Linked DNA regions of Homo sapiens: region 2 is linked to region 1. A link is a loop called in an ENCODE intact Hi-C map of the cell type or tissue named here. Cell type or tissue: body of pancreas. All regions are shown on one strand. Each heading gives the region's core, and the rest is flanking DNA. Links, peaks and the distances in the headings are about the cores only. Region 1 holds the start of LOC124903573. Region 2 overlaps CARMAL (coronary artery disease region linked MFGE8 regulatory lncRNA).

Evidence for each region. Hi-C counts contacts between places; a loop is a spot of excess contacts. Peaks named below come from ENCODE experiments on the same cell type or tissue, not always from the same donor. Only the 100,000 strongest peaks of a DNase experiment are listed, where the experiment ranks them.
Region 2: a loop joins it to region 1, with 3 times the contacts of the local background. A loop is called at or near these places in 9 of 110 quality-filtered maps.

What each region holds. Positions count from the first base shown.
Region 1 is chr15:89,094,702-89,111,218 of GRCh38, reverse strand. All of the region lies in intron 1 of ABHD2 (abhydrolase domain containing 2, acylglycerol lipase), which reads right to left. LOC124903573 reads left to right here and starts at 4,687. Exons shown (of 7, transcript XM_047433432.1): 1 at 4,687-4,779; 2 at 7,465-7,607. The coding sequence starts at 4,687. RefSeq lists an enhancer at 8,351-9,550. In body of pancreas, for the core only: no CTCF peak of the experiment used is centred there; a DNase peak (open chromatin) is centred at 9,138; H3K27ac peaks cover 5,299 bases.
Region 2 is chr15:89,050,074-89,066,590 of GRCh38, reverse strand. The region is part of intron 1 of CARMAL (coronary artery disease region linked MFGE8 regulatory lncRNA); the gene reads right to left. It also overlaps a transcript of ABHD2 not described here. Among named protein-coding and RNA genes, the nearest start is that of CARMAL, 17 kb to the right of the region's middle. RefSeq lists an enhancer at 6,756-7,256. In body of pancreas, for the core only: a CTCF peak has its summit at 8,904 (motif pointing left); a DNase peak (open chromatin) is centred at 8,890.

The sequences.
Region 1 (16,517 bases), core at 4,523-12,522:
AACAAAGCTTTAAAATAGCAACTAAGAAAATCTAAGGAGAAATTTTAAAACACTGGAAAGGAAAATATGTATGTCAACATACACAACAATTATATATGTGATAAAGCTTTAATGCATGTGATTATGCTTTAATTAATTTATCTGAGCTTTCTGACTGTCAGGGGGAAAAGGGAAACCCAGTCAGACCTATGGTTTCCAAAATGGAAAGAGAGCTAACATATATTGTGCTCTTACGCCCAGTGGCATAAGAGAAACTCTGTGGAAACAGGGCTTATCTGGCACAGAATTATTTAAAAAAAATGTGGGACTTTATGTAAGGGGACCTTGAGTGATGTGACAGACAATGTCCTCCCACAACTTTTTTTAAATAGCAAATGCAGTAGAGAATTAATTTCCTCAACCCTCAAAAAATGCCAAGGTTTTAAAATTCAATTCAATTCAGGGAAGGCAATTCTATGAGAGATTTATAATTATTGTGGTCCAACTACACAGCCTCGATCCAAGGTTTCAACCTGAAGTCCTGAGGTACAGGTCAGTTCTGCATGTCCCTGGGGGTACTCCCTGGAGTTTCAGCAGGCTTAATTAAGTACCTGACTACCTCCTGTGCACCTAGCACTGTGAAGGTTGGCAGTTAAGTAAATTCTCATTTTAACCAGGGAGAAAAGAAATTTATGTTAAGGCTATCTGTACTTTAGAAGCTTAGATAAAAATCAGTCCAGAAAAAAAAAAATTAAGCAAGGAAGTCCTCATGGAGCAGCTAGATCTAGAACCCAGCCTTAGCGAATGAAGTACAGTTGTTCCTCCTTAACTGCAGGTTCAACCAATCAGATGAAAATTTTTGAAAAAAAAGACAATAAGGCCGGGTGCAGGGGACTCACGCCTGTAATCCTAGCACTTTGCAGGCCGAGGCGGGCGGATCACTTGAGACCAGGAGTTCAAGATGAGCCTGGCCAATATGGGGAGACCCCATCTCTACCAAAAATACAAAAAAATTAGCCAGGTATGGTGGCACGTGCCTGTAATCCCAGGCTGAGGCAGGAGAATCACTTGAACCTGAGAGGTGGAGGTTGCCACACTACCACACTCCAGCCTGGGCAACAGAGTGAGAGTCCGTCTTAAAAAATAAAAAAAAAGAAAATAAGAGAAAAGATAGTATAAAAAGAAAAATTTAAATAAAAGCAATACAGTATTTAAATTATTTACATCATTTACTTTGTAATAGGTATTATAAGTAATCTAGAGATGATTTAATGTATATAGGAGGATATGCATAGGTTATATGCAAATACTATGTCATTTTATATCAGACTTGATCATCTGTGGGTTTGGTATCTGCAGGGGAACTGGAACTATTTCCCCAAGGATATACAGGAACGACTGTATAAAATGTAGAAGCATGTGTAAGTATGAGTGTGTGCATGTACGTGCATATACATAGGTATTAAATGAGGAGATAAGTAATTTTAGAAGAAAAATTTTCACATTCACTTTATCTTGCTGCATTTTGTTTTATGGTATTCTTTTTTCCCCAAGTCTGACTTGTCACTATATATTAATATTCTGAACTTGTTCTAGATACAGCAAACTCTGATTCCATTGTATTATTTTGTGTGGCCCTCCCCACTTTCCAGACAGGTGAAATCCAGTTAAAATGAACATCAGGCAGCCTAGATAGGGAAAAGAAGTCACAGAGAACAGCTGGAGGGCTGGGTATGTCGCAGATGGAAAGGAAGCGTCTCCCTACCCCCACCCCAAACCCAGCTCCACCTTCATGATGGGCTGGGCTTCCTGTGTCCCTGTGGCAATCCCTTCTCTGTCGGCTAGCCCACACCTTCCCTGCCATTTTATGAATGGGATTTAGGTGCTGTAAATGGTAGTCAGAATTCCATTTATAGTCCGCATTAACAAAGGAAACCAAGGTGCTACCAAATGCCCAACATCTAGTCACCAAAGGAGCTCCCAGTGTTGCCCCTGGTCTCTAAGACAAGCTTGACTGGTATTTCCACCAGAGGTGAAGGCCTGAGCTGTGTCTCCCATGCCTCTTTCTGCTCTCCCCTGGCTAAAAGCATTATTTTCAGATGGAGGCACAGATAGAGTGAGAAACTGCCACTGCACTGGGAAAAGCTCCAGTCTGGGGGCTCTGAGACCTGGGTCCTAGTGTCTGCTCTGCCCTTTCCTGGCTGATGACCTTGAATCAAGGCACTTAATCTTTTTGGGCCCTAAAGGCCCCATCTGTAAAATGAGAAGGTTAGATTAGAAGTAGATGATGCCAAAGGTCTCTTTCAGCTAGAAATGTCTGAGATTCTAGGGACAGAATTGCGGTCCTCGGCTAAAGAGCACAGGAAAAAACTATCGCTGTACTTTGTAACAGAAAACGGCCATTTTCCAGCCTACTTCATAGATGATTACACAGTAAAATTCTTAAGAACTAACAACCCTCAGGGCCTTTGTTCTTTCTTCAAATAAATTAAACAGTTATATATTTTCTTTCAGCTGTGCCAATAATTTCATCATATTCATTCCACCTGCATGGGATCGTGATGCTTTCAGCCTTGGAACACCAATATTCACTGACAGGACACAACTTACAGTGCGGAAAGCACGAACAAACAGAGCAGAGAGATCCCAAACAAAGGAAACCCATTACCTGGTGTAGCAAGTTGAATAGGGACCCTCCCCACAAAATTCATGTCCATCTGAAACCAGTGAATGTGACGGTATTTGGAATTGGGTCTTTGCAAATGTAATCAAGTTAAGATGGGGTCGTACTCGTTGGAGGGAGTCCTAACCCCATGACTGGTGTCCTTGGAAGAAGTGAAATCTGGATACAAAGACACAGATACAGAGGGGAGGAGGCCACGTGAAGATGGAAGTGGAGACTGGAGCCACGTATCTACAGCAAGCAATGCCAAGGATGGCTGGCAACCATCAGAAGAGGAGACAAGCAGGGAACAGTCTTGCCTTCAGAGCCTAAGGAAGGAGCCAACCTTGTAAAACCTGTTTTCAAACTTCTAGCTTCTAGAATGGTGAGAGAATATGCCCAAATTACCTCTCATGACTCAGGAGTTCCACGCTCCTGTCCTTAGTGGCTGAAGGGACCGTTTGCCACTTCCTTCTGAAAGGACCCTTGTTACTCAGACACGCTCCCATCAATTCAGATGACAGCTAACTGACATGAACACCCACAGATGACTTCTTAACATAATACAAATTGCATTCTGTGAATAAATACTTATTGGCTTGGCTTCTTTGCCTCTGTGATTCAGCTATCAGAACCATCCTTTCCTTTCCTCTTAGCTATCAGCAAAGTGAGAGAGCTCAGAGGACACAGACAGCTGGGGGAGGGGGAGATCTCTCTTCCTTGCAACCCTCAAGGACCTAGCACAACAAGCTTTGATACTTATGGGTCCTAAGGCAAATACCTCTCAAGGAAAACCAAACCAAACCCCTAAAGGATTTCTCTGTTCCAATTCCATCTGGTTGAAGATGTAAATTTCATTTAGGGTCCAGTCCTGCAGTGACACAGCCAGTGCCAAATCCAGCCACAGTGTTTGTCCTGGGGCAAGTTCCTTAATCCCTCTGAACACCATCTGTAAACTGAACATGTTAATACATAAAGAGCATTTTAAAACAATGCCGGCATACAATACTACCGTATTTTTAATATTTTGGGGTACTACCGCAAAATATTCGCTATTACCATCTCCACTATTAAACTTTCCTCCATTTTGCCTCAGTAAACAACCTAAGTTGACAGATAGAAACGACCACAAAACATACTCCTTCCTAACTGACACACAAGTCTCATTAGCAATGAACTCACTAGCTGATTAACTGCTTGGGCCTCCTCCAATGAGTTTAAAATTAATTCCAGGACATACTCTTCTTGATTCTTCTAAAATGGAACCATATCTTCTAAAATGGAACCATGTTAGACTTAATAAATCACTGGATACTAAGTGGTGATCATCATGTCCCATAAACAGTTCCAAGATGCATTGTTCTTGTTTTCTGTGCTAAAATGCATCCTTGGCAGTGCACAGCTGGAACCCCTGCTCCTGACACCACCCCTCTCCTGCTGAGGGGCTTCTCCTGCCCATGGAAAGACTACCCATTCTTCCCTGCAGGTAAAAATCCCCTCTTGCCTAGCCTGGATCTCCCAGCAAACTGTAATGCCCTGAGATAAAACTTTGTCCCCCAAAGTACCCTGTGAGGATGTCAGGAGAAGGACAGCAGAAGGCCACAGCACACCACCCCAAAAACATGGTCTGTTTCCATCCCATGTCATTCTGATTTTTCAGCCTCTTTGGTGGCAGCTTAGATAAAAGTACAACCCCATCTTAACTTGATTACATCTGCAAAGACCCAATTTCCAAATAAGGTCACATTCACTGGTTTCAGATGGGACATAAATTTTGGAGGGTCACTATTGAACTTGCTACACCAGATAAAAGTGGTCAACCTTAAATGTGGGCAACATGACACCCTTGGAGAGAAAGTAAGGAGGAAATGGGCCACCTTCTCCCCACTTTATCTGCCATTTAACTAAATTAGTCAGAGCCATCATAGGGGGAAAAAAACCATTCTGCAGGGACGAAAACAAGCCCAGATGATTTTGGGGAGAAGGCCTAGCCATCCCCGTCTGAGTTGTGCCTTTGTGTCCTCTGAGTCTTTCACTGCCATGGGATGGGAGAGCCTCAGAACATAGCCAGGAGGCTTCGGGAACTGCACAGCCCTGGCGACCCGGCCCTGTTCTCACTCTCGGTAAGGTCTAATGAGGTGAGTGAGCACCTTAGCCAGCAGCTCACAGACCCACCTTTTAGCAAATCGGTGTTGGTCTAGGACCACGTGTCCTCCCACAGAGGGTTCTGTGGAATGGAGTCATCACGGTGCTCAAATACTCTGGGTTTGTTTGTTTTTGAGATGGAGTTTCGCTCTTGTCGCCCAAGCTGCAGTGCAATGGCACAATCTCAGGTCACTGCAACCTCTGCCTCCTGGGTTCAAGCCTCTGGCGTAGCTGGGATTACAGGTGGGTGCCACCATGCCCCACTAATTTATTGCATTTTTAGTAAAAACGGGGTTTCACCATGTTAGCCAGGCTGGTCTCGAACTCCTGACCTCAGGTGATCCACCTGCCTCGGCCTCCCAAAGTGCTGGAATTACAGGCGTGAGCTACTGCACCTGGCCAATACTCTGGGTTTTAAAAGACCACCTCTCGGCTGGGCACAGTGGCTTACATCTATAATCCTGGCCATTTGGGAGGCCAAGGAGGGTGGATTGCTTGAGCCCAGGAGTTCAAGACTAGCCTGTGTGACATGGAGAAACTCCGTCTCTATTGTTTAAAAGAAAAAAAAAAAAGACCTCCTCTCACCACCACCACCACCTCAAGCCAGAAGGGATGGGAAAGCCCTGGAAACAATAGGGCCAATCCTGTTTTCCAGAGATGCTGAGAAACACTGATTTTTGAACATTAACTAACTCAAGCCAGGGACTGCCCTGAAAGGGCGGGAGTGGGTTACCATAACAAGGAAGGATAAAGCCCTTGGTTGATCCAGTCCATCTCTTACAAACCAGGTCCTACAAGGTGAAGGGATCATCAAGTCACACACAATTTAGTAGAAGAGAACTGGAGGGATTGACAGATAATTAAATGTATTTACGGCAAGGTTGCCCTTTGTTGTATTCAAGATAAGTCCTTGAAATTGTCTTTCTGTGCAAACCTACTCATGTGATAACAGTTTTATTTAGCCATATTTCTTCCACAAAGTCATAAGGTCACACACTCAATCTGCTGGAATTTCAGAAAATAGTCTACAAGTTCTCAGGGGGAGTCAAGTTACCCAATGCAGGAAAACGTGAACCTCACATTTAAATGTCAGGAATGGCTACTAACCCATGAGCTTCCACAAAGAAAGTTACCAAACTAAAAATGTCTGAAGACTGAGTCACCAGTTAAACAGGAACATTTAATCGGGCACTTTTACGTGCCCTTACTAAAATACTGAAAGGAAGCTGGCCTCTTCCACTAGCAAATAACCCTGCTGAAAGAATAGTACTGGCTATGAGAGAACGAATGGGTAAAGCACTTAGTAAAATCACAGGCAAAATTGTTTTCTCTTTCACTGAGAAACCATGAATCCATACCTGAGAACAAACAAAAAAATCTTACGCCAGGTGTTTCCTCTAGGGAGGTTCTAGATTTTCTAAGAGAACAGGCATATGAATTGTGAGATTTATCCTAAACATATTTTTAAAAATCTACACCATAATTAAATTCTGTAATATCAGAAGCAAAATTGCAGTTTACCAGAACCCAATGAGCTCAAGTGCCTAGTTTACTGGAATTTTTAAGAGAAGGATACAACTGAAGAAGAGGGCATCTCCAGATTGATTGTCCTGGGCACCATAGAGATGCCACCCACTCTTCTATGTCTGGAAATAAGCTTCCAGAAGGAGGAAATGGAGATGGGGGTGGGAGGGCAAGACCCAGTGCCTGGCACAACCGTTGCCTGAAGAACCACTCAACCCATCTAACTCCCTAAGGCAGGCAAAGAAGAAAGTTTCACCCAGACCTGCAACAGAAAAGGACTTACAGCTACTCTCAGTTAATGAGAAAATAAAAATAACTGGGACTCACCGTTCCTGAGCGTTCTGGTTTCCCAACGCCGACTGGGAGCAGACAAGGCTCCCAGTGCCCCCAGTACTTGGCTAATACACACTGTGGGGCCCGTGATGACAGCATTAACACGTGCAGCCCATTATCACTCTAACAGTCTTGCATTTCACCATGGCAGGCATTTGTGAGGAAACCCGACCAATGACCAATGGGCCACGACCCTCTCCTCCCCTGCCAATTCAGCAGGGATGAGAACAAGCCCAGATGATTTTGCCAAAGGAGAGACTTGCTCGGCCCACTCACCCCAGCTGGGCAAAGCTGAGGTCACTCACCCATCCATCTCTTTCAGCTGTGTGGCTCTCTGATGCTGAATTCTGCCACCTGGGAGCAACAGCGCCCCTCAGGGCTCGGCCACCAGACCCTGTTACACAGGGAGAGACAGCAGAAAAAGCTCTGTGATCCTTGCCCTCCAAGACCAAGAGAAGGTTCTGGGGGCAACAGTACATAGTGTGCACAGCATTTTGAGGCATGCTTTACTTATTTCTGTTTTATAAATACCTCGGACGCTGTGAGTAGAAACAGGATCTCCTGCCAGTTTAGAGCAGAAGGCCTGAAGGTCACATGGATTCCTCTGTGACCAAGTCTTAGGAGACAAATGCTACCAGCTAAATCCAGATAAATATGAAGGATTCATCTGTGCCTGAAATGAAAAAGGGATATTGTGAGATAGGCACCTATCTGGTGCTGAACATGCCAGCCCAACACTGGGCCTCCAGGGAGCCCTGCCCAGCTTCCGCCATCAGTCCTGCTGATTATGAGAGCTAAAGAGCTTTGCCCCCAACTTGTAGGTCACAACCCAAGTGGAAAGACCCAGAGATTCTGGATTCTGGATGTCAGAGGAGGGAGAGGATCCCATTTGTGTCTCTACACTACTTGTCTCCAGTGCCATCTGGAGTTATTCCAACCCTTACCCCCCTGAACATTCTGTGCTGTACAGCTCTGGGCAGATCACTTGCACTTTTGGAGGATTTTGAGGCCTAACTTAAGAGTCCATGTGATATAACTGAATGACACAGGGGCGAAGGTTTTGGAACCAGGAGACCTGCGTTTGATTCCAGATTCTGCCAAGTGACCTTGGGTGAATTATCTAAACATTATGAAGATTTGTTTTTTCTTCTATAAAATGGGGGAAGGGAGGTTACTTTACGTGTAACTGAAGGAAAGAAGTTGATGAAATTCTGTAGGCTAAAAAAAATGACTTAAAATAATAAAATATGCACGGATATCCTCAAGATAAGGTTCGTAAAATGCTTTCAGCTCTTTAGCAGAAAGCTGCTTTATTAAATATTTCAAGATTAGAAAAATGTTAGTTTTAAAGCAACTGCTAAGGAATTGTAACACATGAGGAGGATGAGAATTGGTCCCCAAGTAGTCCTGAGCTTGACTTTATCACATCTTTGCATTGAGGATACCGAATGATCTAAAAACTAAAAACTCGAAAGGAAGCCCTCTGGGTTGATGTATTTTAGGGTCTTAGCTCAGTGGATTGCTTTTTCAAGTAAAGAGACAGAAGTAAGTTCATGCCCTCAAGTGTTCCTCTCTCCCGTCCGTCCACCACAAACACTCCACTATTGTTCCAAGGCTCACTCCTCCTGCCTCCCACTCTGGAAGTAAGTTTTCTCAGCCTTCTTTAAAGCCCAAGGGCAATCCCACCTGCCACCCCTAGCCTACCAGCAGCCTTCTTCCTTTGGGTTTTTGTGCAAACGTTGCCTGTATCAGGCAGGCATTTGCTCCTAGTCCACCTAAAAAATACTCTACACTGCAGAGCAGGAGCGCCCCACATGAAGCAGATAGCTACGCCACTCACTCCTCAGGAGCTCTTCCTCCGCTGGGCTTTCCCAATACATTCGTCTTGCCTCCTCATCAGTTTCCTGGGAGGCAAGGAACTGGCCATCAAGGAAGATGGTTTCATAAAAAATGGCAGAAATATTACTCTGAGATTAGGAAAGAAAATTACCCCACTTACCAAAAATTAATTCACTGGCATAAGTAGGGAGCACCCTCGTGGATAAAGCAGTGGCTTGCAAATGAAGAGGACAGAACCTGCGAAAAGGCATCAGTACCACTGGGAGGGATGTTTTGCAAACTACGCCCTCCTGACATTCCACCTCACTCCCCACAGGGACGAAAGACATCACTCTAACCTCTGTGGGGGCTATGAAAGAAGTATGATACACAGCATCCATAAAACAATTGGAAAATAGTACAACAAATCTGTATATAATGAAGTACTAAACTCTGAAGTACCAACTATAAATACTAGAGGAGTTCAAACAAAGGAGGCAGAAAGAAGAAGGAGGTGGACTCAAAGCTGGGAACCACTGGAAGAGATGGAATAGAAGAGAAGGTGAGAAGGAGGGGTGGATGCAGACGTCAGGCTGGGCTCACAGTTGAGCCAAGGCCCAAGAATGCTGGGCGGTCAGGAAATGGGCAGATGGACAAGAGGGGTGTGTTTTGGAGCAGTGGCAGTGAGTCATTATGGAATGAAGCTTCAGTGCTTTACTTACAAGGGGAATTCCAGACATCAGCCTGGAAAATGACGCTACACAGGTGCTGCCTTGGCTGTGCGCATAGGGCTGTGCACTGTTGTTCATATGAGGGGCTGAAGTGAGGTCATAGGTGTGAGAAGCATTTACTTGGCTACAAGTAACCTGACCCATGGCGATGTTGGACAAGCACTGACGTTCACCATTTGAGCCCCACTGCAAGCCCTTGATGGCATCTAACTAGTTTTGTACAACCTGCTGAACCATACAAAGATATTCACTGGGGGCCCATCCCCTCCAGGCCCTAAAAATCATACTATTTCTCACCTTCACACTGTGTAACCACCCTCTATAACTAGAACATTTGCTAGTCTCTTCTCTGCATAAAAGTGATGATTCATATCTCTTTCATCTCTGTTGGGGGTTCTGACCTATGTACTTGTAATTCAGTCCTCATGTTTAAATTCTACACAAATTTAAATTTAGGGTGTTGAGTGCATAGTGGACACTGTAAATATTTACTAATTGACTAAGTCTGTGGCATTAACCTAAAGCATTATCATTGTGGTTCTCTGAACAGAAGTTTCTTACCAGATTATTACATTGGGCGGAGAGGTACAGGCCTTTATGAGTAATTGCCACGCCACTGTACATCAGGAGAGAAAGCTCACTGTGGCCTGGGCTGTCAGCAGCTTTTGGATATTTAAAGAACATCTCAAAGTTCAAGCAAATAATTATCCATCCAAAAATGAGAGTTTTCACTTTCCACTGCTCAGAGGAGTTACTGTCCCAAGGCATATTTCTTTCACACTTTCCCCATTTGTCTCAAGAACATCTCACTGGGCTCAAAGATCTACTCCAGAAACTGCTGTCTCACAAATAAAGAAATATATTCAAAGCTAAAACAGGATGTTGGAGGTAGCAGAAGAAAGGAAAGGCCCGCAAATAGAAAGTAGATGGAAATCTACCCATTGATTGTTGACATTCAGTTAAATACTGAAATACCATTAGAAGACTCATGATTTCTGCTATTCTCTCCAAAATATACAATGCAACAAAATTGTCTATGGTATTCTCCAACTGACATGAGCTTATTTGGTCCAGAAAATATAAAACTCAATACCATTAACTGTAGTTTAACCTAGATTAAAAGGCTGGTGAAATTATAAAATAAGGTTCCTTTTTTTTTGAGATGGAGTCTCTCACTGTGGCCCAGGGTGGAGTGCAATGGCACATCTCAGCTCACAGCAACCTCCGCCTCCTGGGTTCCAGCAATTCTCCTGCCTCAGCCTCCCGAGTAGCTGGTATTACAGGTGCCCGCCACCACACCTGGCTAATTTTTTGTATTTTTAGTAGAGACAGGGTTTCACTATGTTGGCCAGGCTGGTCTCGAACTCCTGACCTCGTGATCCACCCACCTCAGCCTCCGAAAGTGCTGGGATTACAGGCGTGAGCCACTTTGCCTGGCCAATAAGGTTCCTTTTTAACATCTAAGGAGAATGGAAAAATATTTCTACAAAGATTTCTGCTTCATTGAGATGCTTTCTGTAGATGTACATTGGTGGTGGGGTAGAGAGGCTACTTGCAGGATCTGGACACAGACAGATTTGACCTGAACTGCAGCTACACTACTTACTAGTTGTGTGGCTTCGGGCAAGTGGGAGGATCACTTGAGCACAGAAGATTGAGGCTACAGTGAGCTATGATCGCACTATTGCACTCCAGCCTGGGTGACAGAGTAAGACCCTGTCTCTTAAAAAAAAAAAAAAAAATTAACAACACAATGTGAACTTGGGAGTGGTGTGCTCACCAGAGAAGACAAAGGAGAGACTTCATTCACCAAGGCTGGAAGATCCCAGTCCAGAGCCAAATGTCTGGGTCCTCAAGCCTGGTTAGTCTGGTCTTGACTTGCCTGTGAGCAATCATGATCAATGCTAATTTAAATGTCTTCTACAGGTAACATGGATCACACACACGTTCCTTCTCCCATTCCAGACCATAAGCTCCTCTACCGGCTGCCCAGACAAAATATTAAATCTGTGAACCATAAGTTAGGGTAAAGACTCTCATCCTAGAATCTAGTATTGTTCTTTGGCTCTGATACTGTTATCTTTAAATCACTGTATCTTTATTATTTACTTATTTTTTGAGACAGGGTCTTGCTCTGCTGCCCAGGCTGGAGTGCAGCGGCATGATCTTGGCTCACTGCAACCTCCACCTCCCGGGTTCAAGCAATTCTATTCTCATGCCTCAGCCTCCCGAGTAGCTGGGACCACAGGTGTGCACTACCATGCCCAGCTTAGTTTTATATTTTTCACCATGTTGGCCAGGATGGTCTTGAACTCCTGGCCTCAAGTGATCCACTTACCTCGGCCTCCCAAAGTGCTGGGATTACAGGTATGAGCTACTGCACCCCGCCTTTTATTTATTTATTTTAATTTATAGAGACAAGGTCTTGCTCTGTTACCCAGGCTGGAGTGCAGTGGTGCAATCATAGCTCACTGCAACTCTGAACTCCTGGGCTCAAGTGATCTTCCTGCCTCAGCTTCCCGAGTAGCTGGGACTGCAGGTATGTGCCACCACACTTGGCTAATTAAAATTTCTTGTTGTTGTTGTTGTTGCAGAGATGGAGTCTCACTATGTTTTCCAGGCTGGTCTCCAACTACTGGCCTCAAGTGATCCTCCCACCTTAGCCTCCCACTGTGCTGGAATTATACAGGTATGAGCCACTGAGCCTGGCCAAATCATGATAACTTTAAATGAAGGAACAAAGCTGGATGATAAGAAAATGTCCTATTTGTGTAGCTCTATCGTTTATAAAGTGTTCGTGATTTTAATACATTACCTCATTTACTCCTCAAACATGTCACAGAATGCATTTGTGTTGACAGTGAAGACTGAATGCCTAACTTACTGACAAAGTGCATCCTCCGACATTACCTCATTTGGTGCTCACAACCGCTGTGAGTTACTATTAATGCAGGCAAGGAAACTGAGGACCAGGGACCCTCCCTGTGCCAGGCCCTGGTGAGGCTCTAGGAATACAGAGAAGCAAGGCACCCATCCATCTTATAAGCTGTTTGCAGAGCTGGATGGATTCTGATCACTTCAGCCTTGATAATTCAGCTTTACAGAAGCTCCATGAGGCCTCTCTGCTCATCCATAAGAGACTTAAAGAAATCTGCATTCCTCTTATAAGCTCTTTTGTGGCAAAGTGCTGATTTCTCTTGCGATGTCAGTGCAACATCCAGAATTTATATGTAGAGTCAATAAATAGACTGATGGGTGATATTAATGATAGATGGAGGGAAAGGAACTATGTTTTCTAAATTGGGAAAAATATCCTTGGCTATAATCTACTCGGCATTTTCCATCATCCCACTATTTAGAAGGGTACATTTGTCAACATCATTGACAAGAATGAGCAAGCACTTTATTTACATGATCAGAATAGAGGAGGGAACTGCAGCCAGGATATTTGGAACCTGAGAAGCTAATGTCTACAGTGTGAATACAGTTCAGGCCACACAAGGAGCTGGAAGGGGTTGGAAGCTCAGTTAGCACTGTGGAAAGCCTCCTCTATGGCCCATAGTGGGGCACAGGGTGTTCAGGCCCCAGGGAAACTCCTCAGGACAGAGTGTCTGGCACAGCGTCCAGCAGGGAAAGAGCTCAATAAATGCCTGCTGAACTCTGAATTTTTCTCATTCTCTGAATGAGAAAAAAGAACATTTCCCAGCTGTGAGGACTCTAGCACAATCACATAATCCTAGGAATATTGTATGTCCCTCAATTTTTAGGAAATAGTAATGACATAATTGAATACATGAGAAAAAGTAATAGGATGCCAAACAATATATGTAGAAATTTGCTAAAATTTGCCTGGGTGCCATGGCGCACATCTGTAATCCCAGCACTTTGGGAGGCTGAGGTGGGTGGATCACTTGAGCTCAGGAATTTGAGACCAGCCTGGGCAACATGGTGAAACCCCATCTCTACAACAAACACAAAAATTAGCTGGGTGTGATGTAGTCCTAACTACTGGGAAGGCTGAGGTGGAAGGATCACTTGAGTCTAGGAGGTGGAGGCTGCAGTGAGCCCAGATCCTGCCACTGCAATCCAGCCTGCGTGACAGAGTGAGACTGTCTCAAAAAAGAAAAAACAAGAAATTTGCTAACATGTATAATTCCATGTTAAGTGACTAAAACAAGGAGCAGAACAACATGTACAATATGCTACCAGTTATATAAAAAAGAAAGAAAAAGAATATAGATGCATACACATTTGCTGGGACACACATAAAAGATCTCTGAAAAAATATACAAGATACTAGTAACATTGAGTGCTTCTTGGGAGGAAGTTTTCCACTCTTTACTATGTTGTACCTTTTGAATGTTATAACACATGAATGCGTTATCTGTCAAAAGTAAACAAATACCTCTACTGGACAGACTACCCAGTTTCTCCAACAAATTACAGGGAAAAGAAGAAAAAAGAAAAGAAAAGGGGACCTATAGCTTAAAAGAGACATAAATGGTAGAGCAATCAATCATAATGTCTAATCCTTACTTGAATCCTAACTCACAAAAATTAAGCTTAAGGAGAAAAACACTTATGCCATTTTTAAACAATTGGAAATTTGAACAATGATGATATTTGATGATATTAAAGGATTAGTGTTAATTTTTCAAAGAGTAATAATGGGTGTTTAACAAAGGAGTCTTTATATTTAAGAATTATCATGGAAATATTTACAGATGCAACTATATGATGTTTGGGATCTATTTCAAAATTAATGTGAGCTGGGAGAAGTAGCTAGGAAGACAGAGTAAATGTGAGTGGTTATGAGTTGATTATTGTTAAAGCTGGGATGGGTTTTGTGGGGCTTGGAGGTTCATTATATGATTCTCTCTACTTCTGTATATCTTTAAAATTCCCAGAATAAAAAGCTAATAAATGAATGAGTGATTATTTAGCAATATGACAAACAGTCCTGCTAGTCACAAAGGCCCAAGCTCACCCCAACTTTCAGCTGCGATCAAGCCTCTACTGTCCCTGGGCTGATGAGTTGCCTGTGGAAAATAAACTTGAGGCTGCTGCCAGCTACTGCAATTCTGGCAAGAGTTTAGGTCACGCAAATATCAACAAGAAACCTTTATCACTCACTCCAAAAATAAACAAACAAAAAGAAACAGAGAAATTAGTTTTGGAAGTCTTCCTTTCATTAATGTAGAAGGTAAGTGTTGGCTGCACGTACAAACGGGTATGATGACTTGTACCTGCTCCCCTGTAAAGTGTCTTTCCCAAACCCATAAGTAACTTTTGTCACTCTCTTTGGGAGTGTTTCTCAAGTTCTCCAAATAACTTTATCACTTTCAGGGTCCGAACAGACAGGACCTCAAGGCAGAAAACCAATTATGTCAATTAACTCTTCAACTCAGCTAATATTTCTCAAATGGTCAGCACATGGAAAGGAGCCATATGAATGACACAAACATGACTGGAAACCTCTGTCTGCCTCCCAGAGCTTCGATTCCTGCACTGGGGTCTTTCAAACTCAGGTACCAAATGGCTTCCTCTGAGGGGAAAAACTAGTCCTGCCAGATGCCCCTGGTTACATTACTTTGTGTTCCATTCTTAAATTTAAATTAAACTACTTTTATCCAACTATTATTTATTATATTATTTCTTAAAATGCACAAACAGTACAAATAGTACTCAGTATGGAGCATAAACTTCCTTTGGCACTTTTACGATTACAGAGATCCAGGCACATTTATAAAAACATAAAATTACTCAAACAGTAAATTCAGATGAGCTACATTAATGTAATGAGACTAATGCCATTTTTCAGACCTGAAATACCTGCAGACAATGTCAGTGTGGTCCTGCCTGTGCCTGGGCAGGTTCTATGGATCCCGAGAGCCTACACTGACAGGTACAGTGTGACAAGTCCATTCTCACACTCCTTTTCTCGCTGGGACCACTGCTACAGCCTTCATTTACACAGTGCTGTGTGGTATCATTTGACTTCACATGATGCTCTCATATCTTTTCTGCGCGAAGTTCATCTCTGTATTTTTCTCTATAGTGGGGTTTACCTGGCTTCAATTCATCAGAAATTCACATACAAACGGGGGAGGCACTGAGACGACGTGGGTGCACCTTGATATTATAATTAGGTATCCCAACATTCCAGGACAGGCTTGTAAAACATTTTCAATTATCATTAACACGAAACCAAAACGTCTGAGTTTGTAATCTAATGAGAACCCAAGGAACCTCAAGGACACATCCTCAGCCCTGGATTGGGAAATCCATAGCACAAAATGAATGTGATGGTGCTACACGAGGAAAGCAAAAAGTGTGGTGGGGACACGGAAGAGAGGTCATGCTGTATCTCAGAAGCCATCTGGGCCATTACCGGGCATACCAAATCATGGATTTAGTAAGTTTAAGTACATGCTTCCAAAGAACTTATGTGTAAATACCACTGAAGAGCCTTACTTAATTCCAGCAGGTTGCTGGGGTCTCACCTCAGCCCCCTCCCACTCCTCAGTCCTTAAGAACTAAAACGTGGCACTTCAAACATGACAAATCCAGGCTTCAGGATTCAAAGAACGATTTCCAGTATAAGTTCACCTCACTATAAGGTGCTACAATTGCATATCAACATTGTGTAGTCTGTACCACCTGAAAAACTGGGCGCAAAGCCCCGCCAAATGCTGCTGCAGTTAGGTTAACTAAACTAAATCAATGGCCTGATTTCCCAGAAAAAGAGTAACGAGCATTGTTTAAGGAAACTGCAAAAGAGGAACCTCTCCTTGAGTAGAATCCTCGACTTTAGGCCCTCCCAAACAGCATAATTCAATGGCCATTAACTCAACCTTTTTAGTAAGCTAAATATGTCCTGGTTAGAAGGTGCTCTTTAATCTGAGATATTGATCTTCCAACATTTTTGGTGCTAAAATATCTTTTTTTTTTTTTTTTTTTTTTGAGACACAGTCTTGCTCTGTCACCCAGGCTGGAGTACAGTAGCTCAATCTTGGCTCACCGGAACCTCTGCCTCCCGGGTTCAAGTGATTCTCCTGCTTCAGCTTCCCGAGTAGCTGGGATTCTGAGTGTGAACCACCATGCCCGGCTAATATTTTGTATTTTTAGTGGATATGGGGTTTCATCATGTTGGCCAGGCTGGTCTCGAACTCCTGGTCTCAAGTGATCCGCCTGCCTCGGCCTCTCAAAGTACTGGGATTACAGGTGTGAGCCACCGCACCCAGGCTAAAATATCTTTTTAGATGACAGGGCTTTTGTATTTCCTTATTTGTTTTTGTTGTTGTTGTTGTTGCTGTTTTGAGACG
Region 2 (16,517 bases), core at 5,234-13,233, 45 kb after region 1:
TGCCCAAGGTATTGGGTTGAATTGTGTCCCCCCAAAATATATGTTCAAGTCCTAACCCCTGGTATCTGTGAATGTGACCTTATTTGGAAATAGGGTCTTTTGCAGATGTAATCAAGTTAAGATGAGGTCATACTGGATTAAGGTAGGCCCTAAGGCCAAAGACTGGTATCTTTATAAGAGAAAGGAGGAGGAGATTTGAATACGGAGAGATACACAGGGAAGAGGGCCAAGTGCAGATGCTGGAATGATGCATCTACAAACCAATACCACTAAGGATTGCCAGCAACTACCTGAAGAGAGGAGAGAGGCAAGAAAGGGATCCTCCTTCATACCCCTCAGAAGGAACCATGATTTTGAACTTCTAGCCTCCAGAACTGTGAGAGAACAAATTTCCGTTGTTTTAAGCCCCCAGGTTTGTGGTACTTTGTTACAGCAGATCTAGGAAACTCAGGGAAAAAATCCTAAATATTGCATAGCTTTCTCTTTCCAAAGAGAGGATATAGAGGAATGGTCACAAACACAAACATTTTAGTGATGCACACACCTGGTCCAAACTCTGAATCAATCATTCACTCGTTAATGTCTTTGGATGCATGATTGAACCCGAGTTTCCTTATGTGCAAAAGTAATAAAATGTACTCTTCAGATAATGTATGTAAAGTGCCAGGAACATAGCAGGTATTATGTAAATGGTAGATAATACCAGTATACTAGCCTCAGATTCCATTCTCTGCAATTACCAAGGAAGTCTTCCTTTTCCCTGGGATCCTGCATTAGGACAGAAGCAAGCAGAGTGCTGTTATTTCTATATCATGGGGGGCTTCTGGAAGGAAAGAGTTAGCACATGCTTGAAGATAACCAAAGCTAGAGTCTGTATAGACATAAGGAGGGTGAGGCAAAGTGGGGAAGCTAAAACTTCTCTGGAAAATTGTGGAAAAGCCTATATTCATTTGAAATACAAGGGATATTAGTCAATTATGCTGCATTTAGTGAAATGCCTCCTTCATGTGCATTAAAACAATGTAATGTCTAAGATCATTGTTTGTTCTTAGGAAGGGAGTGTTTGGCATTAATTTTACCCAAGAGTAAGCTACAGACTGTCAGGAAAAGAAACAAGAGGCCCTCAGGAGGAAGAGGAGGCATATCATACACCAGAGGTCAGGACCTCCCAAGTGGTGAGACTGGGGATGCCCAAGTCTGCCCTGGACAATTCTGTTGAAGCCTCCTAATATGGTGTTATTCTACACCCTTAATTAACATTTCTGGAAAATGTGCTATGGACAATGATTCTAAATGAGTTTGCCATAACGGGTGGATGGGAGTAGAGGCAGAGGTGGAGGGGTATTCTAAACTGATAACAACCTAGTAGGAAGGAGGATTTCCTTGAAGGAGGAGGTGGAGAATCACACCAATGATGGAGGAGGGGCTCTCTGAGCTGGAAATAACTGGATGCATTGAGTCTGGAAAGGAAGGCCAGGATCCAAGATGCCCATAGCACCCATGTTTTTTCTTTTATCCAGTAGACTTACATTTAGGCTGTATATTTTTGGGGAGGAATGTACATACTCATATGATAAAATTACAGAGAAAAGCATGGGAATGGTTAACACAAAAATCAGAATAGTGATCCCTCTCGGGGGATGAGAGGGCAATGAGATGGGGCAGGGCCTGCAGGTGCTTCTGAGGTTCTGAGAATACTCTATTTCTTCAGCTGGGAGTAGGATACAGACTGTTCATTTTGTTAGCATTCTTGAAGCTTAACATATACATTATATGCTCTCCTGTGTGATATGTTTCTCAATACAAATTGGAAAGATTGTTCATCACTGAAAAGTCTATTAAGCAAAAAAACTGTAAATAATCAAGTGTTCATTGTTAGCAATCTAGTTAAATAACTTATAAAATATCTGTTGAGCAATATACCAAATAGTCATTAAAAATAATAATTTAATTTTACTTTGTTGACATGAAATGATGTCTAGAATATATTAAGTGGAAAAAGCAGCCTAAAGAACTATTTGTACCAAGTGTCCATCAACAGATAAATATAAGAACACAATGTTGGCCGGGCGCGATAGCTCACTCCTGTAATCCCAGCACTTTGGGAGGCCGAGGTGGGCGGATCACAAGGTCAGGAGATCGAGACCATCCTGGCTAACACGGTGAAACCCCGTCTCTACTAAAAATACAAAAAATACAAAAAATTAGCCGGGCGTGGTAGCACATGTCTGTAGTCCCAGCTACTCAGGAGGCTGAGGCAGGAGAATCGCTTAAACCCGGGAGGCAGAGGTTGCAGTGAGCAGAGATCGCACCACTGCACTCCAGCCTGGGCAACAGAATGAGACTCCGTGTAAAAAAAAAAAAAAAAAAAGGACACAATGTTATATATAAATACATACAAAGAAAGGAAATTCTGACACATGCTATAACATGGATGAAGCTTAAAGGCATTATGCTAAATAAGCCAGACACAAGAGGGCAAATACTGTATGATTCTACTCAGATGAGATACCTAAAGTCACCAAATTATGCAGGGACAAAAAGCAGAATGGTGGTTGTCAGGGGCTTGGGGGAGGGGTAATGGGGGTTCTTATTTAATGCAGGGGTCCTCAACCCCTGGGCCATGGACTGGCACCTGTCCGTGGCCTGTTAAGAACCAGGCTGCACAGCTGCACAGCTGCACAGCAGAAGGTGGTTTCAGAGGTGGAACAGTTTCATGCTGAAAACATCCCCGCTACCCACCCTGTCCGTGGAAAAATTGTCTTCCATGAAACCAGTCTGGTGCCAAAAATGTTGGGGACCACTGACTTGATGGGTACAGAGTTTCAGTTGGAGAAGATGAAAAAGTTCTGGAAGTGAATCGTGGTGATAGATGTATAACAATGTGAATGTACTTAGTGCTATAGGACTGTACACCTAAACATGCTTAAAATGGTAAATTTTGTTATTTATGTTTTACAACAATAAAAAAACTGTATGTATAGTATGAATACTCCCCTTTCTCTTTGTGTTTATATGTGTGATGTGATGTGTGTGTGTGTGTCTGTGTGTGTGTGCATGTGTGAGAGAGAGAGAGAGAGGCAGAGATTAGTTGAGAACGCATATATAGGAAAAGAGTCTGGCAGGACTTATATTAATATGTCAGCAGTGGTTATCTTTTGGTAGTCAGATTACTGGTGATTTTTATTTACTTCCTTATACTTCATGCTTTTCTATATTCTAGGAGTTTTGGTTATGAGCAAATTTTTCATATGTAATAAGAAAAAATAAACCTGACCTCAAAAGAAAGGAATTCCATACTCTATCAAGAAGCAGCAATTTTTGGCCGGGCGTAGTGGCTCACACCTGTAATCCCAACACTTTAGGAGGCTGAGGCAGGGGGATCACTTGAGGCCAGCAGTTCAAGACCAGCCTGGCCAACATGGTAAAACCCCATCTCTACTAAAAATACAAAAATTAGCCGGGCATGGTGGCGTGCGCCTGTAGTCCTAGCTACTTGGATGGCTGAGGCACGAGAGTCACCTGAACCCAGGAGGTGGAGGTTGCAGTGAGCTGAGATCATGCCACTGCATTCCAGACTGGGTGACAGAGTGAGACTCTGTCTGAAAAAAAAAAAAAAAAAAGCAGCAGCAATTGTGACTGATTAAACAGACCTGACATACTCAAATGAGCAAGATAAAAGAAAATGAAAAGGAAGTTATTCTCCAATAAAAGTAATGCATTCAGTAAGCACCGGAAATCAATAAGGTGAGACAGGCCGGCTTTAGCGTCTCTTCTTTGACATTCTCATGCTCATGTGATAATCGAACAGCTTCTGAAACTGCTCCTATTCTTTTATTGCTAGTCTTAGAACCACTCCCCAACCCCTGGCCTTCCTAAATGTATTTTTAAAAAATCAATTCCAACTGGGTGCGGTGGCTCACGCCTGTAATCCTAGTACTTTGGGAGGCCGAGGCAGGTGAATCGCTTGAGCCCAGGAGTTCAAGACAAGCCTGGGCAACGTGGTGAAACCCTGTCTCTACAAAAATTACAAAACTTAGGTGTGGTGTTGTGTGCCTCTACTCCCAGCTACTCAGGAGGCTGAAGTGGAGTTAATACTCCCTTCTTGAGCCCGGGAGATCAAGGCTACCGTGAGCCAAGATCACACCACTGCACTACAGGCTGGGCGACACAGTGAGACCCTGTCTCAAAAAACAAAAACAAAAAACAAAACAAAAACCCACCCCCCCACACAAAAACAAACGAAAATCAATTCCATAACTTCCTCCAGTCTTACCTGTAGGGTACATTCTGCCCGAATGCCCGAACAACCTTTATATTCCTGACAAACAGCAAACTTGGGGCCTTTAACACCCTTCTTCACACACTCTGCTTTTTCCTGGATATCAGCATAGCCTCAGGACCCTAGCCAGCTTTCCTTTCAGCCTTCAGGTTCAAAAGATTTCTTTCCATCTGTGTGCTGTATCTTCCAGCATTCCTATTTTTGAAATAACCTCAGGCTTTGGTGGTAGCCGTGAGCTTAAACCTTATTGCTCTGCCTGCTCCAGTTCCTTGAAGCCTGGCCTACTGTTCCCTCACTGCAAGCTCAGTCACTTCTGACTGGTGTAGCTTCAGCCTCCTGATCATGCAAACTATGGCACAGGCATATTATGAATAGTTAGGCAGCTATTAATATGTTTGCCCTGGGAAAATACTCTTTTTGAAATTATCTTTTTTGGGCCAGGCACCGTAGCTCACATCTGTAATCCTAGCACTTTGGGAGGCTGAGGCAGGCAGACTGCTTAAGCCCAGGAGTTCAAGACCAGCCTGGGCAACATGGCAAAACCCCGTTTCTACAGAAAAATACAAAAATTAGCCAGGTGTGGTGGTGCACACCTGTAGTCCCAGCTACTGGAGAGGCTGAGGTGGGAGGATGGCTTGAACTTGGGAAGTTGAGGCTGCAGCGAGCTGAGATTGTGCCACTGCACTCCAGTCTGGGTGATAAAGTGAGACCTTGTCTCAGAAAAAAAAAATACAGATCTGTTTTGAATTGTTTAGATTCAGGAGGTATATGTGCGGGTTTATTACATGAGTTATATTGTATAATGCTGGAGTTTGAGCTTCTATTGAACCCATCACCCAAATAGTGAACATTGTACCCAGTAGGTAGTTTTTCTTTTTCTTTTTTTTTCCGAGATGGAATTTTGCTCTTGTTGCTTAGGCTGGAGTGCAATGGTGTGATCTCAGCTCACTGCAACATCTACCTCCCGGGTTCAAGCAATTCTCGTGCCTCAGCCTCCCGAGTAGCTGGGATTACAGGCACATGCCACCACGCCTGGCTAATTTTTGTATTTTTAGTAGAGATGGGGTTTCACCATGTTGGCCAGGCTGGTCTCAAACTCCTGACCTCAGGTGATCCACCTGCCTTGGCCTCCCAAAGTGCTGGGATTACAAGGCGTGAGCCACCATGCCCGGCCCCCAGTAGGTAGTTTTTCAATCCTTCCCTCCCTCCTTCCCTCCCTCCCCATTTTTGGAGTCCCCAGTGTCTGTTTCCATCATTATGTCCATGAGTACCCATTGTTTAGCTCTACTTATAACTGAGAACATGTGGTATTTGATTTTCTATTTCTTCATTAATTCATTTAGGATAATGGCCTCTAGCTGCATTCCTGTTGCTGCAAAGGACATGATTTCATTATTTTTTTTTAATGGCTGTATAAAATACTCTCGATCCACATTGCATATACAGTCTTGATTTCAAATGAAACTTAAAAAGGCACAGGACAAAACTAGGAAAGAAATATTTAAAAAATATTAATAGTTTGCTTCTGGGTAGTGAGATGATGGACACTTCCCCCCTTTGTCTTTATTCTTATACGTTTCAAGTGTTCCACAGTGAACACAAATCACTTAAAATCTGGAGGAAAAAGCTTCAAACAACTTCCTACACATAAAAGAAGAAACAGATTACACCTGGACTTGGGGCTTTAGTCTTAAGTGCTAGGCTTCTGTGTATATCACGGTGGCCCATTGAGAATGTGACCTATGTTTTGTCTTTTTGTTGTAGCATGAGTTTCCTGTTTGTGCTGGGATGGGGCAGAGGGCAGATAAGTCCTTAGGTTTTTATATCTGTGTTCTTCATGGTAAAGCTCTAGTATGGAGAAAATGAGCGAAAAAACTCTTTGTTTTGGGAGGAGTTAGTGTTTTTTTTTAAAAAGGCTGGCCGGGCGAGGTGGTGCATGCCTGTAATCCCAGCACTTTAGGAGGCCGAGGTGGGTGGATCACCTGAGATCAGGAGTTCACGAGCAGCCTGACTAATATGGTGAAACCCTGTCTCTACTAAATACAAAAAAATTAGCCGGGCATGGTTGTGGGTGCCTGTAATCTGAGCTACTTGGGAGGCTGAGACAGGAGAATTGCTTGTACCTAGGAGATGGACGTTGCAGTGAGCTGAGATCGCGCCATTGCACTCCAGCCTGGGCAACAAGAGCGAAACTCTGTCTCAAAAAAAAAAAAAAAAAAAAAAAAGGCCTTGGAGTGGTTCTTAGGGGCTGGTGTTGAAGGGACAAGCTTTTCAATGAGACACTGCTGTCTGAATCCAGTTCCCGCTTTGAATGGAAAAGGCTGCATAAATGCCTGGAAGACCTGGGAACCAAGAGCCAATGCACTGGGAGACCAAGAGGGGCCCCCAAGTTCATGGAGGACCTGCGTTCCACAGCTGGCCTGGGCAGGGGACAGTGGAATGAGGTTTTCCTTCGGCCACGGACCCTGCAGCAGGAAGAAGGAACTGCGGCTCTGCAATAGGAGACTCAAGTTTCCCATTTCCCATTGACAGTAGAGTCTGGTGGACTTCCTTGGTGGCAGATTCCTCTGCGATGGCAGCCTGCCCTCCTACCTAATTTCTGGGGATCAATTACTGCCCTCGAACCCACCATCTCTGGAATGGCACCTGCGACTGCTGTGCCATTCTGTATATTATGGGGTAGCCGGTCGTACTTCTCAAGCCCATCCCTATGAGAGAGTTAAATTCTCCAATTCATGGTTCAAGAGGTTTTTTTCCCCTTTCATTTCATCCATACCACTGTCTGCCCAACATTGTGACAAGAAATTCAGGGCTGCCTTCCCAAGTTATGAGTTGTGACCAATGATCAACCTAACGAATTTTGATCAGATCTGTGGGTCAGAAAATTGGAACAGGAAGTAATCTGTAGGCGTCTCCCAGGGACAAATAAATAGCCAGTTTGGATTTCCTCCAGGTCTGGTCTAGGCAGGTAGGTGGTCAGAACCATGCCAGCTTGTCTAGCCACAGCGAACATTTTGTGAGGATGTGAGTGGGTGTCAAGTGGCTCGCCTGGGTGGGCAGATGTACCCCTCTTCCTGGATCCCCTGGCATATGGGCATTGGTGAGACTGCAGAGCTGTGACCAGGTACAGCAGAGAAGAGAGCCCCAAACATGGAAGAGGGCATGATGGGAGATGCTGGAGAGGAGAGAAAATTTCCATTTGGCTTTTTGAGCTTCTTGTCAGGTCCTCAGAGCACAGCAACTTGGCAGCTCTCTGCGTGCCCCATTCCTAGTCTTCCTTCATGAATTTTTCATTTCAGGCAAAGAGCCCTTATCTTTCGCTGGAGCTGCTTTCCCATCAGCTGGTGACTAGGCAGATGAAGGTTGCATTAAGGCAGGAATTATCCATCCCTTGAGAGAGAAATGGCACTCTGTGCCCTTGAAAGGATGGCTTCTGCGCCACCACCCATTACTGCAGGCTTCTGTCCAACGTTGGATTGCTGTTTTTATTGAGATATTGTTGAGGGCTGAAAGAGAAAGGCTTCAAGGGCAGATACTATGGTCTTGTCTGAAGAGTGAGGTCTTTCCTGCTGCCAATCATTGGACATGAGGGGGCTCCACAGCAGGAAAGAGGAATTAAGAAGGGACTTGGCCTGTCACAACCCAGATTTCCAGGAGTCTCGATGTCCAGGGGCACTCCTGAGGGATGGAGGGAGTTAAGGATGTCATCTCTCCTTGTCCCCATCCCCTGGGCCCAGAGCAGGAGAAGCTCCTGCTGTGCACCTCCTCGGGCCATGTTCCTTTCTACAAAGGGAGTCCATACACCCACCCAAGACTAGGCTCCGTGTACCAGGACCCCAGAGTTTCTGTCCAAATTACAGCAAGCCCTCTTCTGTGCCTGCGGGGCATCTTCATTTTCTCTAGGTCTCTCTTCCCAAGAGTGGACCTCACTACCTGTGTTCACATGCTAGGTACTAGGAGTGGCCAAGGGGTAGCTGTTTTCAGGGTTGTAAGGGGTGTGGGTGTGGAGGAAGCTTGGATGTGTGAGCTGGAGTATCCACACGTATGTGAGGCTCCTCACGATCTGAAAGGATGAGCGTGGGTGGGTGGACCTGGGGCCAGAAGTGGAGAGCCAGGGGAATGGATCTCCAAGGAGGCTGAAAATCCTAAAAGTCAACCTGGTCTTTTAGGTGGTTATGAAGGTATCTACCTCAAGGCGGAAGGATGGAGCATACTTCATTTAAGGGTTTATCAGCTTGACTGAACAACTTGAAAATATGCAGACATAGAGTATGTGAGCTTCCATTCGTTCTCTTGCCTGGCGCCCCACAAATGTTGGTGGGCTTAATTTGTAAGTGGGGAGCTAGGGAGTCCTAGTCCTGGGGTCCCTGATGGACTGGGTAGAGGGCGAAGAGCTGCAGGAAAGAAGTCAGACCTGGCAAACTAAAGTTTTGACTCACGGTGTCCCCTGAATCTATCTTCGTTTTCTTAGTCCTCAGCTTTTAGGACAGTGTGATTGGAAAGTTCTGGCAGGTTTGTTTCTTTCTTTTTTTTTTTTCATTCCTTCTTATTAATAGCGGGTTTCACTGGGAAGCCGCATGGTGGCAATAGATGGCCCCAGTTGGAGAGGGAGCAGCGCCACCCTGAGGCCATGGAGGGAATGGCAGCAGGAATGGGGGTGAGCCCAACGGGGCCTGCCTCTCAGGAGCCCATGCACCAGGCACGCCCCCACCGTGATTCCACGACCATGGCTAAACAAGAAGGGGCTGTATTCTTACCCTCTTACCAAAAATAGCATTTTCACCATTGAAGCTTCCCAAAGAACTCTCAGCTGTTTGCTAACCATGAAAATCAATCCTTGGAGTTCCAGAGGCGGCCAGTCCCCAACTTCCCAGTGGTCACTGTGTAACCCCTGCCCTACCTCATCTTCAGAAACCCCATCATCACTGCGCCAAACCCCAAAGGGAAGTGGAGATGAAGGAAGGGAATTAGCTATGAGCAGCTTAGAAGAGCTAACCCGGGGGTGGCTTCTCAAGCAGAACTCACATGCTTACAAAGGGGCTTCAATAGATCCTTTACCCTTTTCACTTAACACTTTTAAAAATGGTATCACGCTGGCCTAGCGCAGTGGCTCATGCTTGTAATCCCAGCACTTTGGGAGGCTGACGCAGGCGGATCACCTGAGGTCAGGAGTTCAAGACCAGCCTGCTAACACGGTGAAACCCCATTTCTACTAAAAATACAAAAAATTAGCCGGGCGTGGTGGCGTGTGCCTGTAATCCCAGCTACTCAGGAGGCTGAGGCAGGAGAATCGCTTGAACCCGGGAGGCGGAGATTGCAGTGAGCCGAGATGGCGCCATTGCACTCCAGCTTGGGCAACAAGCGCAAAACTCCATCTCAAAAAAAAAAAAAAAAAAAAAAGGTATCACTTATAAACTGGATTAACAGTGTGAAAAAAATTTAATGCCTACTGACTATATTTCCTGACTGCCTGCACACAAACTCTGACAGGTAGAGATTGCTATTGTCCCATTTTACAGACAAGAAAACTGAGGCCCAGTGAGGTGAATGACTCACTCAAGGTCATGTTGTAATAAGTAGTGCTGCTGGGTCTGATTTTTTTCATTGCACTGTTCTATCTTTTGCAAGCACCCTGAAGGAATTTTATTTTTTTATTTTATTTTTTTGAGATGGAGTCTTGCTCTGTCGCCCAGGCTGGAGTGCAGTGGTGCGAACTCGGCTCACTGCAAATTCCACCTCCCGGGTTCACGTCATTCTCCTGCCTCAGCCTCCTGAGTAGCTGGGACCACAGGCACCTGCCACCATGCCTGGCTAATTTTTTTGTATTTTTAGTAGAGACGGGGTTTCACCGTGTTAGCCAGGATGGTCTCGATCTGTGCCCGGTGCCTGAAGGAATTAAAGATTCAAATTCCTGCCACAATCCTGCACTGGGGCATGGTGTTCTTTCTTACTGTGTCATTCAAGTTGCAAAATCCATACATATTCTTGTAACTAAGCAAATATCTCCAATGCCATCTCCTGAGGTGAGCAATATTAACAGTTTTGTGAGTTTTTTTCCTATTATTTTCCCTAGGAAGATACGAATAGTTACAAATTAAAAATTCGTAGAGGGATTCCCACCTCCATTTACAAAATTTTAATTAAAAGCAAAAATCAGGCTAGGCGTGGCAGCTCACATCTGTAATCCCAGCACTTTGGGAGTCTGTGGTCAGAGGATTGCTTGAGGCCAGGAGTTTGAGACCAGCCTGTGCAACATAGGCAGACTCTGTCTCTACAAAATATTTTTAAAAATTAGCTGGGCATGGTGACTCCAGCTACTCAGGAGGCTGAGGCAGGAGGATTGTGTGAGCCCGGGAGGTCAAGACTGCAGTGAGCCGTGATCACGCCACTGCACTCCAGCCTGGATGACAGAGTGAGACCCAGTCTGTAAAAACAAAAAAGCAAAAATCACATTACACAATTAGTTTGTAAACTACATTTTCCCTTAGCCACATATCATGATCATTTTGACAAGTAATATTGATTCATCTCACTTCATCTCACTCTTAATAGCAGTTCAATATTTCATAGTATAGAATATGCTATGGATTATTCAACCGCCCCCATATTGGTAGACATCCAGGGTGTTTCTAGTGATTTTTGCTATTATCAATAATATTGTGATAAACATCTCTGTAAATATTATAAACTAGTAGGCTGTAATCCCAGCACTTTGGGAGGCCGAGGCCAGCGGATCGCTTGTGGTCCAGAGTTCAAGACCAGCTTGGGCAACATGGTGAAATCTCATCTCTACAAAAAAATACTTAAAATTAGCTGAGCATGATGGCATTCGCCTATAGTCCCAGCTACTCAAGAGGCTGAGGCAGGAGAGAGAGGATCGCTTGAGTCCAGGAGGCAGAGGTTGCAGTGAGATGAGATCGTGCCACTGCACTCCAGCCTGAGCAACAGAAATGAAACCTTGTCTCAAAAAAAAAAAAAAAAAAAAGAAACTAGTGTTTTACTTTTGTGGGAGATAGTCCTAAAAGTAGGATAGTTAAATCAAAAGATAGACACTTTAAAACTGGACACAAACTAAATTACCAACAATAGGAGATTTAAAAAAAAAGTTTTTTGGACTGGGTTTCAATTCATCACTCAGGTTGAAGTACAGTGGCGCAATCATGGCTCACTGCAGTCTTGAACTCCTGGGCTCAAGTGATCCTCCTTGCCTCAGCCTCTAGAATAGCTGGAACTGCAAGTGTGCGCCATAGAGATGGGGTCTTGCTAGGTTGCCGAGGCTGGTCTTGGACTCCGGGCCTCAAGTGATCCTCCAACCTCAGCCTCCCGAGTTACTAGGATTACAGTCGTGAGCCACCTTGCCTGGCAACAATAGAAGATTGATTAAGCACATTGCACACAATGGAATACCCACTACATATAATGACAATTTTTAATTTATTTAGAAAAATGTTTTTTTAGAGCTGTTTAAAGAAAAGCCATGTTACAAACAGTACATATAGTATTACCCTATTTTATAAAAATATATGCAGAGAATAAAAGACTTTGAGAAAGAATAAACACTGAAATATTAACAGTGGTTGTTTCTGGGTTACAGGTGCCTTTTCTTTTTTTTTTCTTTTTTCTTTTTTTGAAATGGAGTGTTGCTCAGTTGCCCAGGCTAGAGTACAGTGGCACAACCTCGGCTCACTGCATCCTCCTCTGCTGGGTTCAAACGATTCTCCTGCCTCGGTCTTCCAAGTAGCTGGGACTACAGGCGTGCACCACCAACCCTGGCTAATTTTTGTATTTTTAGTAGAGATGGGGTTTCATCCTGTTGGTCAGGCTGGTCTCAAACTCCTGACCTCAAGTGATCCACCCACCTCGGCCTCCCAAAGTGCCGGGATTACAGGCGTGAGCCACTGCACCTAGCCAAAGTACAATTTCTGACATGCATACATTTTGGTGGCACAGCATAAATTCTTTTTTAAAAATCCTTTTTTTTTTTTTTGAGACAGAGTCTTGCCCTGTCACCCAGGCTGGAGTGTAGCGGTGCTATCTCGGCTCACTGCAACTTCCACCTCCTGGGTTCAAGCAATTCTCCTGCCTCAGCCTCCCGAGTAGCTGGGACTACAGGCGTGTGTCACCATGCCCAGCTAATTTTTGTATTTTTAGTAGAGACGGGGTTTCATCATGTTGGCTAGGCTGGTCTTGAACTCCTGACCTCAGGTGACCTGCCTGCCTTGGCATCCCAAAGTGCTGGGATTACAGGAGTGAGCCACTGTGCCTGCCTTTCCTTTTCTTGTTTTGGCTTGTCTATGTTTTCTACTGCCTCTGCAGCAATGTGTTAGACTCTCTTGGGCTGCAGGGAGAAGAGACCAGCTCAGGTGCTGTACTTGGCAAGTGAGTGGTCATTTCAAGGCTCCATGCGGAGGTGAGGCGTCCGGGAGGCTGGCACCTTAATTGGGAAAATGAGAGCTCTGGCAGCTTGGCAGCCGCTAGAAGCAAAGATGTGAGCACCACTTTACCCTGCAAAGGCAGTGGGACTGCTCTTGCTCCAAGGGGCGCCATCATAGGTATGTCTTTGCCCATTTTTGCCTTGGCTTCTGATTCACCCTTGAGTCTCTGCTTCTCTTGTCGCTCCCAAAGCCTGTCTCCATTCTCCCCTCCTCTCGAAGGCTGTCCTCATGCATGATTCTTCCATGGCCTCTGCTTAGTGCCTCCTGTGTCCACCTTCTTTGAGGGCCTTACACTCCCTTCAAATCCCCCAAGAAACACTATCTGATTGGGTGGTTAGTATTGGTAGCTGCTGTTGGTCACAGCGCTGGCCCCAGGCCATGTTAGAGGGCACTGCTCAGTCAGCAGTTGGCTGCCTTTGTTTCTATAAGGGTCCCTGGCCTGGTCAGTTCTACTAGGGTGGTGAGATTATGCTGCATGTCAGTTATCCACTGCTACTGCCGTACTCTAATACCTGTATTAGTTTGCTAGGGCTGCCGTAACAAAGTACCACAAGTTACTACTGTCTCTGGGCTGGCTGTGACAGAGCAGAAAATCAAAGCTGCCCACAGGCCGGGTACGGTGGCTCATGCCTGTAATCCCAGCACTTTGGGAGGTTGAGGTGGGCGGATCACAAGGTCAGGAGATTGAGACCATCCTGGCGAACACAGTGAAACCCCGTCTCTACTAAAAATACAAAAAATTGGCCAGGCGTGGTGGCACGTGCCTGTAGTCCCAGCTACTCGGGGGTGGAGGCAGGAGAATCGCTTGAACCCGGGAGGCAGAGGTTGCAGTGAGCCAAGACCACGCCACTGCACTACAGCCTGGGCAGCAGAGTGAGATTCCATCTCAAAAAAAAAAAAAAAAGCTGCCCACCAAATACTAGCTCCCTTCCTGGACTACGTTTTCATAGGTCTAGTCTAAGACACCCTGAGGTGGAAAGAATTTCCTAGAGAAGACAAAATGTCTTGGAGAAAGGTGAAAGGCAAAGGGTACATCCCCTCAGGGAAGGGGCGCCATGAGGAGGGAGAGGTCTGTGGCTTAAACCACAGAAATGTGTTGTTTCACAGTTCTGGAGGCTGAAGTCTGAGATCAGGGTATTGGCTGGATGGCCTCCCTGTGAGCTCTGTGAGGATCTGTTCCATGCTGCTCCCCTGCTTGTGGTTTGCAGGCAATCTTTCGAGCTCCTTGGCTTGTAGAAACATTGCCCAATCTCTGCCCTCATCTTCACATGGCTTTCTCCTTGTGTGTGTGTCGTGTGTGTGTGTGTGTGTGTGTCTGTCTGTCTGTCTGTCTGTCTGTCTGTCTGTCTGTCTCTGGGTCCAAACCCTCCTTTTTAATAAAGACAGCAGTCATATTGAATTAGGGATTAGGAGGCATTTACATCAAACAGTACTGCTTTGGCCACCATGAAATTCTAAGATTAGCCTGCCTGCTGATTTGGTAGTAATTTAGAATTTATTTCATCACTTTCTCCTGAATACTCTAATATGTAATTACACATGTATGTCAGCTGATAGTTTTGCCATTAAATGCAATTAGAATCAGCTTTATGATTTCTCAAATTTAATCTCCTCCTAAACCATTCCATACCCAAGACAAAAAAGACCTTGACCTAGGGCAGGTCCAGCCCCACAATGAGGTGGGCCACAGGGCTCCCATCTCCCTGAATTCTGAACTAAGTAATGCTATGAGTAACCTAGTTGAATAATACTGTGGGAGTAAATCTGTTTCCATCCTCTGGCCTAAGATCTCAGCCTCCATGTATGGTATTGTTCCCATGGGAAAATGCATTCCAAATTCCAAACGACTGATTTGCATGTGAACTTTCACTCTGGAAGTTAGTGACTGCCAGAATATATTCTCCTGTGGCTCAGTCTACCAATAGCTTCTCACGAGTCCTGTTCTCTGTCCACCTCCTCACCTCCCACCTCCCCTATATGTACCCTCAATATTGACATGGTACCTCTATTAGTTTGTTCTCACGCTGTTAATAAAGACACACCTGAGACTGGGTAATTTATAAAGGAAAGAGGTTTAATTGACTCACAGTTCCAGATGGCTGGGGACACCTCACAATCATGGCGGAAGAGCAAGGGATGTCTTACATGGCAGCAGGCAAGAGAGAGCATCTGCAGGGGAACTCTCCTTTATAAAACCATCAGATCTTGTGAGACTTCTTCACTATCACGAGAACAACACGGGAAAGACCCGCCCCCATGATTCGGTTATCCACCAGGTCCCTCCCATGACATGTGGGAATTGTGGGAGCTACAATTCAAGATGAGATTTGGGTGGGGGCACAGCCAAACCATATCAGTACCTCAAAGTGAAGCTTCACCCAGGTGTTCTCTGTCCCTCCCTTGAGCCATTGTATCCTTAGGCCTGAGCTACGGTGTTCATCTTGTTTTACCTGGGTTGTAGAGAGCTGTGCATGAGAGTCTTCACCCTCTTACAAAATCTTAGGATTCTTGAGAGTGAAACTGTATTTCCCACATCTTTGTATCCTTCCAGGAAGAGTATGAGGTATATAGGATTTATGAAGCATCTACTATGTGCCAGGCTCTGAAACAGTGCTTTCTAGCATACTTATTATTATTATTGAGACAGAGTTTCACTCTTGTCACCCAGGCTGGAGTGCAGTGGCATGATCTTGGCTCACTGCAACCTCCGCCTCCTGGGTTGAAGCAATTCTCCTGCCTCAGCCTCCTGAGTAGCTGGGATTACAGGCGCGCACCACCACGCCCAGCTAATTTTTGTATTTTTAGTAGAGATGGGGTTTCGCCATGCTGGCCAGGCTTGTCTCCAACTCCTGACCTCAGGTGATCCAACCACCTGGGCCTACCAAAGTGCTGGGATTGCAGGTATGAGCCACTGTGCCTGGCCTATTTTTTTTTTTAATTTATCTTCCAGATTTTAGCCCAGGACCTGGTACATAGCAGATGCTCAGTAGATCATTCTCAAAAAGGTTTTAAATCCCCAGCCTGCATGCAGCCTCCTTTCCCTCAGTCTCCTGGCCACTTGTGCATGTTTTCCCCAAGCTCCCTAACTCATGGGGGTAACTCAGGCTGCCCTTGCCTTCCTCAGGGCTGAGGGAACTGGGAAGGTGGCAAGATTAGCAACCTAGAAACAGTTGCCTGGCATCTGAGGGAAAGCCAGCCCTCTCCTCTCCACCTCCCATCCCAGCAGATGGGTTCTAGTGAGTTTGTGGGCTCCCTTGCTCCAACAAAAACGGGAACAGATTGGATCCCCAGGACTCACAATGTGGGAACACGTGCAGTGGGTGGAAATGTCAGTTCACAAACTCAGGTGCACATGAAGTTTAACTTTGTGTTTTACAAATCAGCTAGTCTGCTAAACTGGGGGGAACTTAACCCCGGTTCTTGAAGATGTGTTCCCTGCTCCTCCCTGACCCATAGCCCCATGGTTGTTCTCTGGGTCTGGAATCTTAGGCTGTGTGCAAAGCATTTCTTCATTGGACACATGTCCACATGGTTGCTGCTGAGACATCCGCCATCCCTGCTCCATAGGCTCAGGCCCAGAGTCTCGGCAAATTCCATCTAAGTGACCCCCGCCCCATGACACTCTTCTGTGATCCTTCTCTGGGTTCATGTGTGTGGCTTCTGGGGTCTACTAGGGAGACAGGCCAGGTCTGCTCTGTTCCTGGGACCCATGACCTCTCCCTCCTCATAGCCCCTCTGCCCTGGGTGGATGAACCCTTTGTCTTTCATCTTTCTCCAAGACATTTTGTCTTCTCTATGAA